2 separate regions of the Mus musculus genome follow, and region 1 is linked to region 2. The links are chromatin contacts, found by Hi-C or POLR2A ChIA-PET in ENCODE. All regions are on one chromosome and are shown on one strand. The core of a region is the stretch at or near the end of the contact, and the rest is flanking DNA. Distances in the headings are between cores, read along the strand shown. Region 1 has its middle 38 kb from the start of Gm51967. Region 2 holds the start of Rhob (ras homolog family member B).

Evidence for each region. Hi-C counts contacts between places; a loop is a spot of excess contacts on that map. ChIA-PET counts read pairs that join two places held with the same protein, here RNA polymerase II (POLR2A).
Region 1: POLR2A ChIA-PET joins it to region 2 with 12 read pairs in embryonic stem cell. The contact joins the enhancer-like site here to the promoter of Rhob in region 2. A Hi-C loop is called at or near these places in 1 of 37 maps with a recorded cell type or tissue (CH12F3). POLR2A ChIA-PET finds 5 or more read pairs at or near these places in 4 of 5 experiments (Patski and embryonic stem cell).

Annotation. Positions count from the first base shown.
Region 1 is chr12:8,408,492-8,413,380 of GRCm38, forward strand. No RefSeq gene overlaps it. Among named protein-coding and RNA genes, the nearest start is that of Gm51967, 38 kb to the right of the region's middle. Within about 2 kb of position 2,425, at least 1 of the 3 ENCODE cell types and tissues checked has a DNase peak (open chromatin) inside an H3K27ac peak, as active enhancers do.
Region 2 is chr12:8,497,686-8,502,229 of GRCm38, forward strand. It overlaps Rhob (ras homolog family member B), which reads right to left and starts at 2,324. Exons shown (of 1, transcript NM_007483.3): 1 at 1-2,324. The coding sequence starts at 1,947. The coding sequence ends at 1,357.

The DNA.
Region 1 (4,889 bases), core at 1,175-3,674, 89 kb before region 2:
GTTCTGACCTGTCTGTCACACCAACCTGCAGGACAGACCAAGAGTTCAGACAATAGTATAGGTCATTGATGGGCAGGGCCACACTTTTGCTATATCCCAGATTTAAGTTCCAAGGCACCTAAAGAAGTATCCAGGTTCTTCTAAGCTACCATGACAAAGAAGTAGACTAGGAAGGAAAAGTTAAAATTAGAAATAGAGAGTTCGTTAAGAAACAAAAAGTACATCCAGGCAGTGGTGGTGCACGCCTTTAATTCCAGCACTCGGGAGGCAGAGGCGAGCAGATTTCTGAGTTCGAGGCCAGCCTGGTCTACAGAGTGAGTTCCAGGACAGCCAGAGCTACACAGAGAAACCCTGTTTTGAAAAGCCAAGAGAGAGAGAGAGAGAGAGAGAGAGAGAGAGAGAGAGAGAGAGAGAGAGCAAGAGCGAGCCCAGGAAAAGGCCATAAGCGCTGGGCCCTTGAGGTACCTGGCCCTTTCTAGGACATTGCTTAGCACCCACCTCTTTCAAGTTTGATATTCTTTTTCTTTTTGAGACACCTGAGGTCTCTCTACACAGCCTTGGCTGCCCTGGAACCTACCATGTAGACCAGGCTGACCTCAAACTCACAGAAATTCATCGGCCTCTGTCCTCTGAGTGCTGGGATTAAAGGCATGGCCACCACACCTGGTACAGGTTTGTGGATTGTGATTTTACTCCAACGTGTTCCTTTTGTTGTCTGAAGCCAAAGTGGAGAAGAGTTTCTTGCCTTTCTCTCTTAACCAGCGTTATTAATCTGCTAATCTCCAGTCTCTAGTTTCCTGCCAACCTGGACCAAATCACACATACTTCTTGTTGTCCATTTAAACCTAAATCTGATGTTAGTACCTAGAAGATAGATTTGCAGCAGCATCAACCCTCGTTAGTTTCTCTTCCCAACTGGCTGATATGAACAAAGCTCCTGCCTCGGCGTTTCACTACAGTGTTTCACTGGAGCCAAGTCTAACTTGTGAGGACTCCCGAGGCCAGACTCCTAAAGCCCCTGATGATCATCCTAATGCAACCAGTTCTCCAAACCTTATTTTGTCATGTGCAAAATTGCTCACCACACCATATTAATGCAAGGCTAGATGGCAACCTGGCCTATGCATGTGCCTAGCACAAACAGACATCCTGTATTCATGAATCTCACAGTGTCCAGAGGTTCCAGGGTGGGGCACACAAAATGGAGAGGCAGAAAGAAGACCTCCAGGAAGTGGAGGGATGCCTGGGACAAGTTCCCTGCATCTCACAGCTGGGTGTGGCCACAGCCAAAGAGAAGAACCCATAGTCAGAGTGCTGGCATACAAGAGCAAGTAACACTTGGGTTCTGCCTGTGTTATTGGACCAGAAAGATGGGAACATGAAGCCCAGTGACACTCACAATGCTGTGGACACTCAGGAGCATGGGAACTGGACAGAAGTGTATAGGGGCGAGTTCCCTGACTCTGGTCCGCATACCACCAGATCCTGGGGTAGTTTAGAGGACTGTTAAGAAGAAAGCTAGCCCAGGCACTATCTGTGGCTCTCTCAGAGCTGTGCCATGCTCAGATGGGGAGATGCCTCAAAAGGAAAGGAGGCACATAGCCACGAAGCTGCTCCCACTACACCAGAGAGAAAACCATTAGAGGGCTTGTGGTCAGCAGTCAGTAGGGGATGAGACAGAGCTGGTAACAATGCTCAGAGGGTCCCTGCCCTGGGAACAAACACATCCAGCTCTGGAAGATTGAAGATCCCACACAAAACAGGAGGCATCCTCTCTCTAGCTTGAGGCTTCCGGCAAGTTCTGAAAGCCCTTTCTTTATTAGTGAACTAGAGAGACCACACCATCCACTCATCTCCCCCTGTCCCATACCAAACAGCAATGCATGTCAAGAGCCCAGCGTGAAGCTCTCATCAAAGAGATAGCTACTCCTGGGGGGACTCGGGGGTGTATATGATTAAAGTACGTTGCGTACATGCATGGAATTCTCAAAGAATAAAATTTTTAATTAAAAAAAGTAATAAGGGAAATCTCGAGGGGCATGGGCTGGGGTGGGGAGGAGGCACTCAGCGGCTCCTGTGTGGAGGCCTTTGAGGCCCAACATTCCATCCCTGGGGTCCAGGGGTGGGGGTGGGGCTCGCTTCCTCTGACTTCCTTCTATGGTCAGCTGCTTTTGACTACAGAAAAACACTCTACAGAGCCCATTAGTGGTAGCCAGGGTGTCTGGGGTAGCCTCATTCTGGGCCTCAGTTTTCTGGTCTTTGGGTACAACAGAGATGCTCCCTGGAACTTCTAGGCACTGCAGTCAGTGTGTTCTGATCCAGGCTCCTGCAGATGAGCGCAGACTAGGAATTGGGGGGGGGGGGGGATGGCGCAGGGCCCAGGAATGTTCCCTGGGGGTGTGCACTTCCAGCTCACCTTCGCAGCTCTGCAACAAGGCTTTCCGGATATTTTTAGGAAGCTTTGGCACCTTACGGGTTGCGACTCCCTAGAGCAGCTGACAAAGATGTGGGAAAGCTGCTCTGCTCTCCTGGGAGTGAGTGGGGGAGGGGTGTTAAAAATAAAGAAAAAAAAAGTGTCCTCCTACCCTCCCACATCACGCTTGTCGGACGGACGCATTAATCGGGGGCATGTACCACGTGCTAAGGGGTTCTCAGTGGGTAGCAGCAGAGCGTCCTCTCACGCACTTCGGTTCTGACGCCATTCCCTTGCAGATAGTGCCCATTCATCCCACAGGCTGAGGACTCAGTCAGTCCTCATGACACCTACCCCACTCTGCATGCCAATCATAAGCCTTAGGGGTGGGAGCACGTGCTTCCCCCAGCAAGCTATAAAGCACGGATTCTCACATCTCCTGCCTCGTGTTCAGTTAATTTGCTAAGACAGCTTACAGAGCTCAGGGAAACACTTCACATAGGTTTGCTCACTTATTACACAGGATAAATGAAGGATTCAGATGAACAACCAGACGAGAGAGATGAACAGGTAGATTAAGTCTTTCACCTGCCCACTCCTTCCCCTCACTCCTCACACTCCACCCTGACTTCCCTAGCCCCTCCCCCTTCATGCCCTCTAAGTTTTATAACCCATCAATTCTAGTTTGTGCTCCTGTGGGGGCCGCAGGCATCCACTGGGGCACGTTCAGCCTTAAAGAAACTGTCCGTTCCTCCGCTAGAAGCAACCAACTGTCCATTGCTCCATATAGGCTCATGTAAAATGTTGGCCTGATCATGTGCACAGGCAACCATGGATGCTGTGAGCTCATGAGCAATGCAGGCTGGACTGCCAGAAGATATTTTTTCTCCAGTGCTCCCCCACCTCTGGTTCTTACAATCCTGCCTCCACCCTCCACAGTGTCCCGGAGCCTTGGTAAGGGTGATACAGATGTCCAGTTGTGGCTGAGCATTGAGTGGGGACTGCTACCATTTCTCTGGTCACCTCCACCCCCATACCTCCTTATGGACAGCATCTGGAAGCTTCCTGAACCTGGTTCATTCGGGTCCCTTAAAGGCTTTGCTAGGTGATCTAACTGATGATCATCACCCACAGAGACCAACTCAACCTTCAGCTCCTCTATCGTTTATAGCGGTTGGGGTCAGTCTTCAGTCACCAGAGTCTTGCCTGGTGATCAGCTAACACCCTGAGTCTGTCTAGGGAGTCATCACCGGTCATGTCATCAGTGGACAAAGGCATCCTATCACTCTGCAGAGCCTGAAGATTTTCTGAGTTGTGTGACAGGGAATGAGACAAAAATACATGTATTTCTTATTACATCACAATGTAACAGCAGAGGCCCAGGGTGTGAGTGTTCAGAGTGTGGTACTTGGTGTGCCGGGTGAGACTATCTGGCTGTTGCAGAGCAGGATTTCCTCAGAGTGTTCTGGAAGGATGCTCTTGTACATGTATGTATGTGTAATAGAAAGTGAAGACAACAGTGACATCAGGGTATCATTGTTATCTTGTTTTGTTTTGTTTTTTCTATTCCAGTAAGTACCTATTGTGTTCTGCTATGCTCAGGCCCTGGGTTGTGAAGTTTGCTTTTTTTTTTTTTTAAAGCAATCAGGACTTTTTTTAAAAAAAGATTTGTTTGTTTGTTTGTTCGTTTAACGTATATGAGTACACTGTAGCTGTACTGATGTTTGTGAGACATCATGCGGTTGCTGGAAATTTGAATTCAGGACCTCTGCTTGCTTCCAGTCAGCCCCCCTTGCTCCGGCCCTGCTCAGTCTGGCCTAAAGATTGATTTATTATTATATCTAAGTACACTGTAGCTGTCTTCAGACACTCCAGAAGAGGGCGTAAGATCTCATTACAGATGGTTGTGAGCCACTATGTGGTTGCTGGGGTTTGAATTCAGGACCTTCAGAAGAGTAGTCAGTGCTCTTAACCGCTGAGCCATCTCTCCAGCCCGAAGCTTGCTTGCTTAATTAATTAATTAATTAATTAATATCACAGTTTCCCCTCCCACTTCTCCTAGTCCTTTCCCGACACCTCCCCCCTCCACTCCTCCTCCTTTTCTCTTCAGAGAAGGGGAGGCCTCCCATGGATATCAACCAGCCTTGGCATATAAGTTGCAGTAAGATGAGGCATTTCTATTCAACCAGACAAGGCAGCCCAGTTAGCGGAAAGGGTCCCCAAGGCAGGCAACAGAGTCAGGGAGAGTCCAGTTCCTACTGTTAGGAGTCCCGCATGAAGACCAAGCTACACAACTGTTACATAGAAGCTGGCTGTGTAGCCAAAGATGACTTTGAACTTCAGATCCTTTTTCTTCTCTACATTCCAAGTGCTAAGATTAGAGACATCGCTAGACATCGTTTATGAGGTACTGGACGGGGTTATCCTAGGGCCTAGGCAAGCACTAGACTAACTTATGTACATTCTCAGCCCAAGG
Region 2 (4,544 bases), core at 1,074-3,573:
CTTTTAATATTTTACATAAAAATCTGTATACACAGCTTATAGAACTCTTATGTAAACATCATAAGTTCACCATTTGTCATCTGTCAGTTTATTTAAAAAAAATAAAACAAAAACAAAACAAGACAATTTAGAAGTACCACTGGGCTGGCGGGGGGGAGAGGGGGGAGGCTTTTCTCTGCACATGGAACGTACAGAAAATTTCACACAGAAGAGACTTGTCTTGTGGGAGGGGGGGTTTAAATAGACCCCAATACCTGTTGCCTTCCTTTACCAAAACTGCGTATGCTACACAAATTTAAAGAAAAAATTCACACTGTTGACATTTTTTTTTCAAGAAAACAAAGCAAAAGTTAGTTGTTTTTGTAATCTTAGAGTCATCATAGTTTTAAAAAAACCATCAGAAGTAGATGAGGTTACAGCATACAAGTGTGGTCAGAATGCTGTCTTATGCAAATGACAAGTACACTGGGTGTCAAACAATGGGACAATTGTGCAAAGAACTCTTTCATCAACAACAAAAAGCTTCAGCGTTTAAATAAATTCAGTAACAATAGTCTCTTGAGCTGAACAATGTTCATTTGTAGGACAGGCACAAAGTTCGCTTATGGCAAAAGTGACCCCACTGCACACCCTGGATCCTCTGCCGGAGGTTCGCTGGGGGTTGGCCCAGGAGACACTGTCTGAGCTGCTTCCTCTCGACCCCAAGTCAGTTGCAAATGTCTTCCCCAGGGTGTGGAAAGATGGCCAAGTCCAGTTCATGCTTGGATGGGTGGGCGCCTGACCCAGCCTGGGAAAGGAGCTGCTCTGGGCCCTGGTCGCCCCACACACCACTAAACAATACCATTCTGCCTCCGAAAATAAAATCTGTATTTATGTAACAGCCCCATCCTCCCCCCAGCCCTCCCCTCCCGCCATTCCAGGGGTCTATGTTACAGACATGGAGCAACAGTAGTGGCTTGCTGGTTACAAGCAAACCTGCTGGGGGCGCAACCACTCTGCGTGCCCCTGGGGAAACCAGAGGCGGGGGTGGGGCAGGAGTCGGGTGGGGTGTAGGGAGTCGTACACACACACAACCACACTTTGAGGCCTGGCTCTTTAGAAAAGGATGCTCAGGAACCCCTTGGCACTCAGCAGGGTGCCCAGGCCTGTGCCACACAGCTGGACACACACAGACACTGGGAAGGGGGAGCTCGGTGCCCACGCTAATTCTCAGCGTGACCAGCCAGAGCCACCAGCAGATGTCAGGCAGTCTGGTGGTGTCCTTGGGGGCATGGGTCTCCCTTTCTCCCGGTTCGTGGGCGACCGGGCCAAGGAGGGGGAGCCACGCTGGCAAGGGCGTGAGGCAGGACGCGTCCCTCATAGCACCTTGCAGCAGTTGATGCAGCCATTCTGGGATCCGTAGCGCTTCTGCAGCGCGGCGCGCGTGGCCGTCTCAAAAACCTCGCGCACGCCCTCCTTGGTCTTGGCCGAGCACTCGAGGTAGTCATAGGCTTGGATGCGCACCGCCATGGCGCGGCCGTCATCCGTGCGCACTGGCTCCTGCTTCATGCGGGCCAGCTCCGTGCGGACATGCTCGTCGCTGCGCAGGTCTTTTTTGTTGGCCACCAGGATGATGGGCACATTGGGGCAGAAGTGCTTTACCTCGGGCACCCACTTCTCGGGGATGTTCTCGAGAGAGTCCGGGCTGTCCACCGAGAAGCACATAAGGATGACGTCGGTGTCCGGATAGGAGAGCGGCCGTAAACGATCGTAGTCCTCCTGGCCTGCCGTGTCCCACAGCGCCAGCTCCACCTGCTTGCCGTCCACCTCGATGTCCGCCACATAGTTCTCGAACACGGTGGGCACGTACACCTCGGGGAATTCGTCTTTACTGAACACGATCAGCAGGCACGTCTTGCCGCACGCGCCGTCGCCCACCACCACCAGCTTCTTGCGGATGGCCGCCATGAGCTCGCCGGGCGCGGGCAGCAGGAGGGGCCCGCGAGCGCCTCGCCGCCGTCCCGCTCCCTGTTGCTTGCCGCTCCCCGCTCTCCCGCGACTGCGCGCTGCGGGCTAGGCTCGCTAACTGCACCTGGACCCCGCGGCGGCGCGGTCTCTCGGGGCGCTCCGGTTGCCTCGGCAGGGGCGCAGGGGCATACGGTGCACTGAGTGTCGCCGCGCCGCTGCCGCGCCGCTGTGGTCCTCGGCGGTCCCGGAGCTGCGCTGCTTTGTGCGAAGTGATGGCTGATGCTGCGGACCCGGCCTAGCTTCTTTCCCGGGGCGGGTTCACTCTAGACCTAGGGTACAGGGGCGCAGACGACGACAACCGAACTGCGGTGGCAGATGCGGGCTGCGGCCCTAGCGCCCGCTATTTAAAGAGTCCGGCCACTTTCTTAATATAGCCACCCAATGGGAAGCCATAGGGCTGAGCTCATCGCTGCGGAGCTTGGCTCCGATTGGTCGCCCGCTGCAGTCCGAAGGCGGGTTCGCCTTAGCTTGATTGACTGCCCTGTCCGCGGGGCTGGGAGAGGCGTTGACTGTGGAGTCTGCGCGGCGACCCGCCCCGTGGGGTTGTGTGGCCGCCGGGTCCCCGCCTTCGTCGCAGCCTCTCTGAGTGCGACATCGTGGAGCAGGCAGCCTGGAGCCCTCCGGGTCTGGGTGGGCAGTTCCGAGACGAGCTACACTCTTGTGGGGCGTTGGCTGCTCCCAGGGCTTCAGCTTTATCTAGCTTCCGAGCGAACTACGGGTGATCAAGCATGGGGGAGGGGCGGCGCCTTTAACGTGGTTTTGTTTTCACTTAAACAGACACCGGTGCACGGTTTTGTTACCTAGCCAAGGGTTTCGTTCTTTCTTAACTTTGTTTAGATAACTAACCCCTCGTGTGCTCTGGGCCGAATTCTGACACTTACCCAGGGCAGCCTTTTCACTGAGAAAGGCTAACAGTAAATTGTGTGGGCCTGGGTGAGTCCCCTCTCGGCTTTCTCTTCAAGGCCCACACTTAGGTCTCCGGGTGAAGAAGATAAGGGGAGGAATCTAGGAGACACACAGCTGTAGGACAAAGGAAAGCGAGGTGCAGGGCACTCCGCTGAAAAAGAAAGCACCCAGCTTGGGCAGGCAACCTTCACCCAGTCCTACCACATTACATCTGATTCTCGCCCTAAAGCCAGAGAACTGCTTGAAGTACACTGTGCAAGGAAACCCATCTATCCCAACAACTCTCATGGAGCAGATGAAAAGCTTCAAGCTGGGAAAGCAGGCATGCGGCCTCGCAGGGAACTTGCCGGTGGGCACACGGTTTCTGTACAGAGGATGGAGTTTCTTCATACACACCAGGTCTTAACTCGTGAATTACCACTTCCTGCAGGAGATGACACCTCTTCCTATCTTAAAGGATTTAAGCCAGTCCACTGTAAGAAATAGGAAAGACAGAAAGCTGCAAAGGGCGTCAAAGAGGGCCTTACCCCGCCCCCAAGAGAAACTGAACAAAGAAAAAGGAGGAAAGAAAGTGGGGAAATGGCTTAACATTGCTGCGTGGGGTCCTCATGGAGGGCTAGGCTAGGGGTACCAGCTAAGAGAAAGCTTTCTCAGTGACCATGTCATGATGACCTTATGACCCATTTCTTTGTCTCTCTCTCTGGACTGTGAGTTGTCCGAGGGCCAGGATTTCCTCCCACCTGAGCATCATGAAGACCTAGCACTATGCTGGGCCCTAAAGAAGCAGTAAAAATGGTCCGTGCAGTGGTAGGCCTGCCCACCTGTAGACCCAGCCACACAGGACGCACAGGGGTTGGCCTTCCAAGTCTAGGCAGTCTGGGCAACCAAATGAGACAGAGAGAGAAAACAACGGGGAGGGGTAAATGACTTTGGGAGCTAACCCAGTTTTTCAAAAGTGGAACTTTTTAGTTCTTAACATCAGATCCTGCTATAATCAGACCAAACACAAGCAGCCAATGTTTTCACATATAATCCCCATGTTACAGTTTCTGTGTATCTGGACAGATATGATCAAGCCATAGTGTTCCATCAGTGGGGGAGAGCTGTGTTCCCTGCATTCTGGATTATCCCCACTGCAGGGCCCAGTCTCTGTTTTTCTCTGCTTTAGTTTTTCAGACCTAAGGAACTGTCACATGGTTTGGTTTGTCATTGGTTGAGGAAGTCACTTTGCACACACACACACACACACACACACACACGCACACACACACCCCACACATGCCTTTTAGGGGAAAAATCTTATCTACACATATTTTTCTCCTCGTAGTTAAACCTTTTGATTGCTGTGTTATTAGCTCTGCTCTCCGTGGTCTTAATATAGCTTGGGAATCTTGGCTATGTCCTTCAGCTTTAAATATTAAGAAAATATAAACCAGAGCTTTGTCCCGTGTGCTTCTTTCAAAGACTTAAATACAAAGAACCAGGAAGCAGGATTACGGCCACCGGCTTCCTGATTTCCAGACGTATCATACGGGGTGTTCCAAGCTCAAATCTCTATATCGAAGTAATTGCTAAAAATACAAAGTGGGCAAGTTATGCCGAAGTAAAGAAGGAGAAGAATCGAAACGGCG